Linked DNA regions of Mus musculus: region 1 is linked to region 2. The links are chromatin loops, found by intact Hi-C in ENCODE. Cell type or tissue: heart. All regions are shown on one strand. Each heading gives the region's core, and the rest is flanking DNA. Links, peaks and the distances in the headings are about the cores only.

Evidence for each region. A loop is a pair of places that touch in the nucleus more often than their neighbours do. Peaks named below come from ENCODE experiments on the same cell type or tissue, not always from the same donor. Only the 100,000 strongest peaks of a DNase experiment are listed, where the experiment ranks them.
Region 1: it touches region 2 in a loop (2.8-fold over the local background); 1 of 42 quality-filtered maps calls a loop at or near these places.

What each region holds. Positions count from the first base shown.
Region 1 is chr5:77,267,278-77,271,670 of GRCm38, forward strand. It overlaps Rest (RE1-silencing transcription factor), which reads left to right. Exons shown (of 4, transcript NM_011263.2): 2 at 655-1,546. The coding sequence starts at 664. Among named protein-coding and RNA genes, the nearest start is that of Mir5098, 3.3 kb to the right of the region's middle. In heart, for the core only: a CTCF peak has its summit at 2,350 (motif pointing right); no DNase peak of the experiment used is centred there; H3K4me3 peaks cover 512 bases.
Region 2 is chr5:77,463,127-77,467,519 of GRCm38, forward strand. 1700017L05Rik (RIKEN cDNA 1700017L05 gene) reads left to right here and starts at 2,362. Exons shown (of 2, transcript NR_131050.1): 1 at 2,362-2,691. In heart, for the core only: a CTCF peak has its summit at 1,970; a DNase peak (open chromatin) is centred at 1,955.

The DNA.
Region 1 (4,393 bases), core at 317-4,316, 200 kb before region 2:
CCCCTTTAAGAGTCATCAAAAAGTTTTTTAAAATTTGTTACTTTTTTCAGTTTATTCTTTTAGAGTTAGTTGAATTCTCATGAAGAAGTTGAAGTCTTGTAGATTTCTTGATGTGCTCATTAGAGGCCCCAGAATCGCCTGTGGTTTTTCTTTCTCTCTCTCTCTCTCTCTCTCTCTCTCTCTCTCTTTTCCTTTGGAGTTCTCATTCAGACCACTGAACTGTTGGAGAAGTGAGACAACAATAGTTAACTATTCAGTGATTTGGTTATTAAAATTTTAGTTAACATTAAAAATATTAGCCACCAAAAAGAAGACTTGCATGCCGGTGTAGACCCAATGGGTCAAAGAATTCGCTTTTTTTTTTTTTTTTTTTCTTCTGGCTATAGAGGAAACAGTTCCTCATCTGTTTTTGTGATTGCAATAAAGAGAATTGAAAATTCACAGCACCCTTGCCCAGGCCTATCTAGTGCTAGGATTACATGCGAGTACTGCCATACCCAACCAGAAAAAAAAGTATTTGAATGTTGTTGTTAGAAGTTAACGAAGCTTGTTGAATTTTAAAGGTTGCATTGGAAAGATGCTTGCTTTGGGTAATGAGGGCTTTATTTATTTATTTATTTATTTATTTATTTTGGGGGGTTTTGCTTTATCCAGAGTACAGTTATGGCCACCCAGGTGATGGGGCAGTCTTCTGGAGGAGGCAGTCTCTTCAACAACAGTGCCAACATGGGCATGGCCTTAACCAACGACATGTACGACCTGCACGAGCTCTCGAAAGCTGAACTGGCAGCCCCTCAGCTCATCATGTTAGCCAACGTGGCCCTGACGGGGGAGGCAAGCGGCAGCTGCTGCGATTACCTGGTCGGTGAAGAGAGGCAGATGGCCGAATTGATGCCCGTGGGAGACAACCACTTCTCAGAAAGTGAAGGAGAAGGCCTGGAAGAGTCGGCTGACCTCAAAGGGCTGGAAAACATGGAACTGGGAAGTTTGGAGCTAAGTGCTGTAGAACCCCAGCCCGTATTTGAAGCCTCAGCTGCCCCAGAAATATACAGCGCCAATAAAGATCCCGCTCCAGAAACACCCGTGGCGGAAGACAAATGCAGGAGTTCTAAGGCCAAGCCCTTCCGGTGTAAGCCTTGCCAGTACGAAGCCGAATCTGAAGAGCAGTTTGTGCATCACATCCGGATTCACAGCGCTAAGAAGTTCTTTGTGGAGGAAAGTGCAGAGAAACAGGCCAAAGCCTGGGAGTCGGGGTCGTCTCCGGCCGAAGAGGGCGAGTTCTCCAAAGGCCCCATCCGCTGTGACCGCTGTGGCTACAATACCAACCGGTATGACCACTACATGGCACACCTGAAGCACCACCTGCGAGCTGGCGAGAACGAGCGCATCTACAAGTGCATCATCTGCACGTACACGACGGTCAGCGAGTACCACTGGAGGAAACACCTGAGAAACCATTTCCCCAGGAAAGTCTACACCTGCAGCAAGTGCAACTACTTCTCAGACAGAAAAAATAACTACGTTCAGCACGTGCGAACTCACACAGGTAAGGGAGCCTAAGTTGTAGTTTCCAAACTGTGACTTCGTTTAAACTTGGATTATATAAACTGAACCCATCTAAGATATGCTACGGTTTCCCAAGGGAATTGAGGGCGTAGAAAAGAAAACTTACTGATTAACCTTGTGTTGTTGTGTATTGAAAATGGCGTTAGCCCCATCTTTTTTTTTTTGAAACAGACTCTAGCCTTGCTGTCCTGAAATTCATGGTTGGCCTCAAATTCAGATCCACCTGCCCTTCCTCCCTGAAGCTAGGATTAAAGGTGTGCCCCACCACGTGGGGGGCCACCCCTTCACTGGTTGAAACAGGATCTCTAGGAGCTCAGACTGGCCTTGAACTTACGCATTTTGTAGCTGAGAATGTGTAATTTCTGATACTTTTTTTTTTTTTTTTTTTTTAAGATTTATTTATTTATTTATTTATTATATGTAAGTACACTGTAGCTGTCTTCAGACACCCCAGAAGAGGGTATCAGATTTCGTTACGGATGGTTGTGAGCCACCATGTGGTTGCTGGGATTTGAACTCGGGACCTTCGGAAGAGCAGTCGGCGCTCTTAACCACTGAGCCATCTCGCCAGCCCAATTTCTGATACTTTTGCTTCCACCTTCTAAGCAGTAGGGTTACAGGCATGGCACGTGGCGCTGTGTTGGGCTTATGAAGTCAGGGGTAGCCTCAGCATTGCCAGCCAAGCATTCTCTCTGCTGAGCCATGTATCGTCTCTGTGAATAGTTTGCCAGATTGTATATAACTGCACCATATGCGTTGCAGTGCCTTTAGCGGCCAGGAGAGGGCGCTAGATTTCTGAGAACTGGCATATAGACTTGGTTGTGAGTACCATGTGGGTGTAGAGAACTGAACCCTGGGCCTCTGCAAGGGTAGCCAGTACTCGTTACTGATGAGCATCCCTAGCCTAGAGTAGACACTGCCATTGAAGCCATTTTTTTCTCTTTCTTTCTCTCTTTCTTTCTTTCTTTCTTTCTTTCCTTGAGACAGGGTTTCTCTCTATAGCCCTGGCTGTCCTGGAACCAGGCTGGCCTCGAACTCAGAAATCCGCCTGCCTCTGCTTCCCAAGTGCTGGGGTTAAAGGCGTGCGCCACCACTGTCCGGCATGAAGCCATTTTTCTAAGAGAGCAAGCAGGCATACCTAGGAGAACTTCATTTCAGACAAGCATTTGTTGAGCATATCCTAATACCTACAGGTTTTGAGGACTTTCTGGCCCAGAAGTATAAGTCTGAGGGGCTTTCATGGTCCATCTCCCCAGGCTTAGACCAAAAAGAAAAGTTTCAGGGGGTTAGAGAGATGGCTCAGTGGTTAAGAGCACTGGCTGTTCTTCCAGAGGTCCTGAGCAGAGTCCGCTAAGAAAAGCTTATCCTGGAGATTCATGTATGACCTTGGCTGGCCTGAACTCCCCCAGTGTATCATTCTGTCCCCAAACTTTGCTTTTGGACCCTGAGTGCATAGATTACAGGTCTGTGTCACCACACCAGTCCTTGTTTTGTGAGACAAGGGTTTGTTTCAGTAGTAGCCTGGCCCTGCTGAATTCTTGCTTCTTGAGGCTATTATTAACAAGTCTAGGAAGATAGGTGTGAGCCACAAAACCCTGGCCAGCCTAGCACTCCCTCTCCTGCCTCAGCCTTCTGATGTCTAAGACAAGCAGATGCAGATACTGAGATGGGTGTACTTAGCTTTATTGAACTTTTAGTGTTTGGTTGAATGTTTGATAGTACTGGGCATAGAGTAACTTCAACATTTATCGGAGTTGATTCATTCTGTCAGATACAATCAGAATGGATTGTAACTGTCAACCCTAGAATGGCACTTTGCATATGTATATATGTACAAAAGGGTGGAAGAGTGCTTAGGGCAATTTCAGAAATGGTTGGAAATTCTGCTCTGGTCTCAAAGTGAAACTTTGTTAAATGCTTTGTTTTGTTTTTTAAACTCAAGTTTGTGGCTGTGCATGGTGATGCATAGCTTGAATCCCAGTGACTTCCAGGACAGCCAGGGCTGGACAAATAGAACCCTCTCTGGGGTAGGGTGGACTGGAGGATAGGGTTGGGGGTGACAGGCACAAAACAAGAAAAATTCAGGTCTGCTGTTCTAAAGGGCAAACATTCTAATCCGGTCTGCACACAGTAGGGAAGGATAGAAGGCTTTAGATTCTGAAGTGGGGACCGTTATGTTTCCATAAGACCAGAAACTTCATGTGTGCAGTGAAAATTGCAGTTGCTAACAGCAGTGGTCTGCAGTGTGAGCCAGGGCTCCTAGCTGCTGCATGCACAGACCCCAGTGTTCTGTGCATGGAGAACCAGGGCTACAGGTAGGGCTGCCAGAAACAGCTCAGATTTTATTTTATTATTATGATGTAGTCAGGCTGTCCTGGATTCACAGAAATCCACCTGTCTCCATCTCCCAGTGCTGGGATCAAAGGCTTGTGCCACTACACCTGGCTTAGATTTTGAATTAATTTTAGTTCTTTAGAAACATTTTATTGCCAGTTGTTTTGGATCCCCTGTTTATAAAGTGATTGCTGCTTGAATCTTACCCAGTGGTGAACAGATTGTATCATCTATGCTATTTTATCCAGATACCAGCCAGGCCGTGGTGGCGCACACCTTTAATCCCAGCACTTGGAAGCAGAGGCAGGTGGATTTCTGAGTTGGAGGTCAGCCTGGTTTACAGAGTGAGTTCCAGGACATCTAGGACTACACAGAGAAACCCTGTCTCGAAAACAAACAAATAAACAATCTCTATCCAGATACCATGTTCTCCAGGCTGCTTTAAGGACGTCTCTTAAACTTTAGAGTCTAATAGTGCGCTGCTTGTGCAGAG
Region 2 (4,393 bases), core at 183-4,182:
GCTCTTCTCCCACACTGGTGTCTGGTGAAGGCATTTAGCTGCTGAGTCCTGGGTCACTTCTGGCCTCTCCCACAGTCATTCACGTAGTTTCTCAAGGTGCTGGGAAGAGATTTATTACGTTTGTTTTTTCATCATTCCTGGCTATCAGGGTCCTCGATCCCAGCACCTCAGCATCTTAGTTTGCTATTATATGTGTATTTTCAAAATGATGGATTAATATTTTTGTTAGCATTCAAAGTAAGGGTTTTCATGATGACATTTTCATACATGCATGCATGTATATGTATATATATGTATATATATGTATATGTGTATATATATGTATATATATTTGTACTTTGCTCACATTTCTCTCCATTTTCTATATCTCTTTTCTCTGTTGCTTTATGATCCTCTTCACCCAGACAGTCCCCTGCTTTTATGTCCCCCCTACACACACACACACACACACACACACACAGACACACACACACACACACAGCATTTGTTCTGCATATAAGTGAACCCGATGCTTCCTTCCTCTTTGCCCATCACCCTCTTCCATCCCTTCCTCTTCCTCTGACCTCCACCCTCCTCGTATTTCCCTTATGTGCACGTGTGTACATCCAGATATATTTCTACTTGCATCCAGAGTCTGCCTTTTCTAAATTTAGTGTGTGCGTGCACATGTGTGCTACATGCATGTGGTGGAGGTCAGAGAGGAAGTTTAGGAAATGGGTTCTTTGCCTTCCACTTTGTTGAGGGGAGAGTTTGTCTTGTTTCTGCCACAGCCCTGTGTAGTCCAGGCTGCCTGGTCTGTGAACTTCCGGGTCTGGCTGATTCTCTCATCTCTGCCTGGCATCTTGTGGTGAGAGTGCTGGGATTACAGATGTGTGCCACTGCATCCAGCTGTGTCTCTGTGTGTGGTCTGGCCACTGGGCTCAGGTCAGTAGGCTGGGAGTGACCTATTGCTTTGGTTGTTTTAAACTAATTTTGTTTACTGGGCTTAAAAGGTAGCTCAGAGGTTAAGAGTTGTTTAGAATTTGATTTCCAGCACCAAGACCAGAAGGCTCACAACTACCCGCAATTCCACACTCAGGGCACACAACACCTTCATCTGATCTCTACAGGCACCTGCACTGAGGGGTGCATACCTCTCCCACATATACTCATAATTAAAATAATGAGTCTTAAGAATCGTTCGTATTTATTTTTGACAGTTTCCTCAATGTCTATCATAAATTTTAGTCCTTTTTACACTCTTCCCTGTCTCATCCCCTTCCTTTTCCTGTTGAACCCCCCCCCCCACTTTCCAACAAGCCCCCATCCTACTTTGATGCCCCCCCCCCCCCGTGTGTGTGTGTGTTTGACTTACTGAATCCAATTAAGATTCCTTGTATGGGTGAGAGGTTATTTGGAGCATGTGTGGTTTATCAATGGCTTCTCCACTGAAGAAACCACCCCCACCCCCCACCCCTGTCATGGACTGCGGATATGCTCTGTGGAGAGCCGAAGATACAAGGAGCTCCTCTCTAATCCATGATAAAACGCTGGCAGGCTGAACCTTGTACAGTCCTTGTGGCTCTCGGAGTTTCCTGTCAAGACTATTGGTGACTTTTCGAGCCTATCGTGAAGGAACTTCCCGTCCAGTTCTATCTCCCCATTTACATTGCTCTGGGTCCCGATGTAGCTGATATTTAAATCAGGCCCACGATGCTGTGATGGTATACCGTACAAGGCTCCAGTCTCAGCACAGGGCTGAGCCCTGAACACCTTCAAACATCAACAGTTAGTGACCGAGGCACCCGCCTTAGACCAGCTGAACCTATTATTAGTGAATGGAAGAAGACACAGCCAGCGGACCTTGTATGCTATCCCGAGGGCCTGTCAAGGCCTCTTTCACACTGTCTCCACCAGTCCCAGGCACGGTGGCTTCAGTTTGGAGGGAGCGGTGGAGAGCAGTGTATGTCGAGAGAAACACTGCCCCCTGGCTGCCATCCTGGTCTCTGGACGCTGGGTACTTTCATCTGAAAACCTCAAGCCAAAAGAAACTCAGGTTGATTGTTTCCAGGAGGCAAAAAAAGTGTCCCAAGATGGCTTGTTAGACATGAAAGTGGCCGGCGACTTCTAACTTGCAGATTTTCTTGCTAACAAAATATGATAAAGTTATGTCTCACTGGGGACACAGCTACATATTCATGAAAAAGAAACGGACTGGCAAAAATCCTCTAGCACAGTCTTAGTCATGCTTTCCGTGGGTGGTGGGGTCCTGACGAACTGGTTCTTACACACCCCGTTCTGCTGTCCAGATTTCTGACAATTGAGTATGTATTACGTCACAATGAGAACCCTGAATCCCGCCAACACATTTGCTTACCGAGCGGCAGACGCTGGAATGAACACCAGATGGGGAGGTCTGTGTGAATTTTTGCCACTGTCTCCTTCCCATCCTAGTTGTCCCAAATGAGAGGCCCGTGGGTCTGCCAGAGGAGAGTTCTGTATGGTACAAAGGCTTGGGGGGAATCTGTTCCCTGTCTTTCTACAAAGATGCTCGTCACAGCCCATCCCTGCCAAAGGCTGTCCCTGGGACACATATGATGGTTTCCAGTACTACCCTCGGGTTTGATGATTCCCTAGAGGGACTCTCAGGATCTAGCAAGGCTGTTGTCTTCACAGATATGGTTTGTACAGCGAAAGGATACAGATTAATAGGCATGTATCAATAACTACTATACGGGGTCACTCGTGTGTGTGTGTGTGTGTGTGTGTGTGTGTGTGTGTGTGCATAAGTGATTGATGCTTAGAGTCTTTTGAGGGAAGATGGATGGCCAGGAAGGCAAAGCGTCTAGAAATCATGTCATATGAAGGATATGACAGTATTTAATATGGAAGCAAGAAGGCCCACCTTACACTGCCTGTGTTTGATGGGTTGCCATGGAGAAGCAGAAGCAGACACATGAGGTCTAGTTCTAGAGGAGATGAGGAGATCCAATAAGGAAGGAGCAGGAGGCTGGAGCCTGCAGAGGTGACAGGAGCTCTCTAAGAATTACAAGTGCCCAATGGCAGATCCAGACTTCTAGACTGTTCAGTCCTTGACACTATGAGTGAGAAGATATGGCCCTTTGCAGGTTCACTGGGATGATCTCAGAGGTGCGTGGGAGCTTGGCTGACAGTGGCTCTACAGCTCTCTCTTCTAGTGTGTGCCTTGCTCATTTCTCTTGCTAGCATCCGGTAGGATGCACCATTCACAGCAGGCCTTGGGAGTACTTGGTAGTATTGCACCTTTGAAGGGGTTGCTAATCCCGTGGAATGTAGGAAGCAAAGGCCTCTTAGCCTCTACCTTGTTATCTCCCTAGATTGAAACCTCAGCTTGCCCTAGCCAGTGTTTCTTTTTAGGATGATTAAAGTCTTTGGCTCCGTCTGAACCCATTCATTTTAACTATTCCATTTCCCAAGAATATCATCTCATTACTTTTTCAATGACTCAATATTTTCAGCACAAGTGAACGAGTCCAGAAAGTCATTTCAGCCATTGATTATTTTTGGTAACCTTCTGATCTATTCTGAATCTCTCTTCTTTTAATTCTCATTTATGCCCTCCTGTCTCGTCATCTGTTCAGAGCTGAAAATAGTAACTTGGCTTGACCTTATTATCTACCGTTTAAGATTTTATGGTCTTTGGTTAAATCTCATCTTAATAAGTGTTCCTAGGCTGTAGATTATAGTTTTTCCATTCCTTCCTTAAAGGCTGCCCTTTGCAGCTCAAGTCTGTTATCACAGCACCAACTTCTCTGCCCTTCCCCAAATATGCCAACGTCTCACTTCATCTTTGTCATAAGCACTGACCTCAGAGCCAGCTTAGAAGGATATACCCGTGCTCCTAATGACCACGCCTCCTGCAGCTTTGAACCGTCTCCCAGTTCTGTTTGTGAATATATCGCAAATCCTGCTTGTGCAGGATCTGAAGTGTCACTGGGTGGGAAGGGAAACAAATGAAGTGGTAGCAGCCAAGCCTGCATTTAGCAATTTAGGAGTCAATATTTATGTGGGAGAAGAAACAGGACAACAGGAGAACGCTGGATATCTTTTCGGTCCATAGATATTAAAAACATACTTATTTTATGTTTAAATTTTGATAGAGGTACATATTGTATGTTGAACATATTCACCTTCCTCCAAGAATTCTTCCAGTGAGCCTTGACTGGCTGTCTAAGTGCACTGACTCTGGGTGATTTGAGATTTCTCTGTTTCAAGCTAGGTGCTGCCATTGCTTTCATGTGGCAGGATTTCCAGCCCCTCACCTTTCTGGGCATCTCCCTTCAAAGGTCTCTGAATGTCAATCATGTTCACAAAGCCCTTAGTGGAATGCTCTAGGCTGAACCTGTTTCTTCAAATGGAGCTGAGGAGGGTCAGC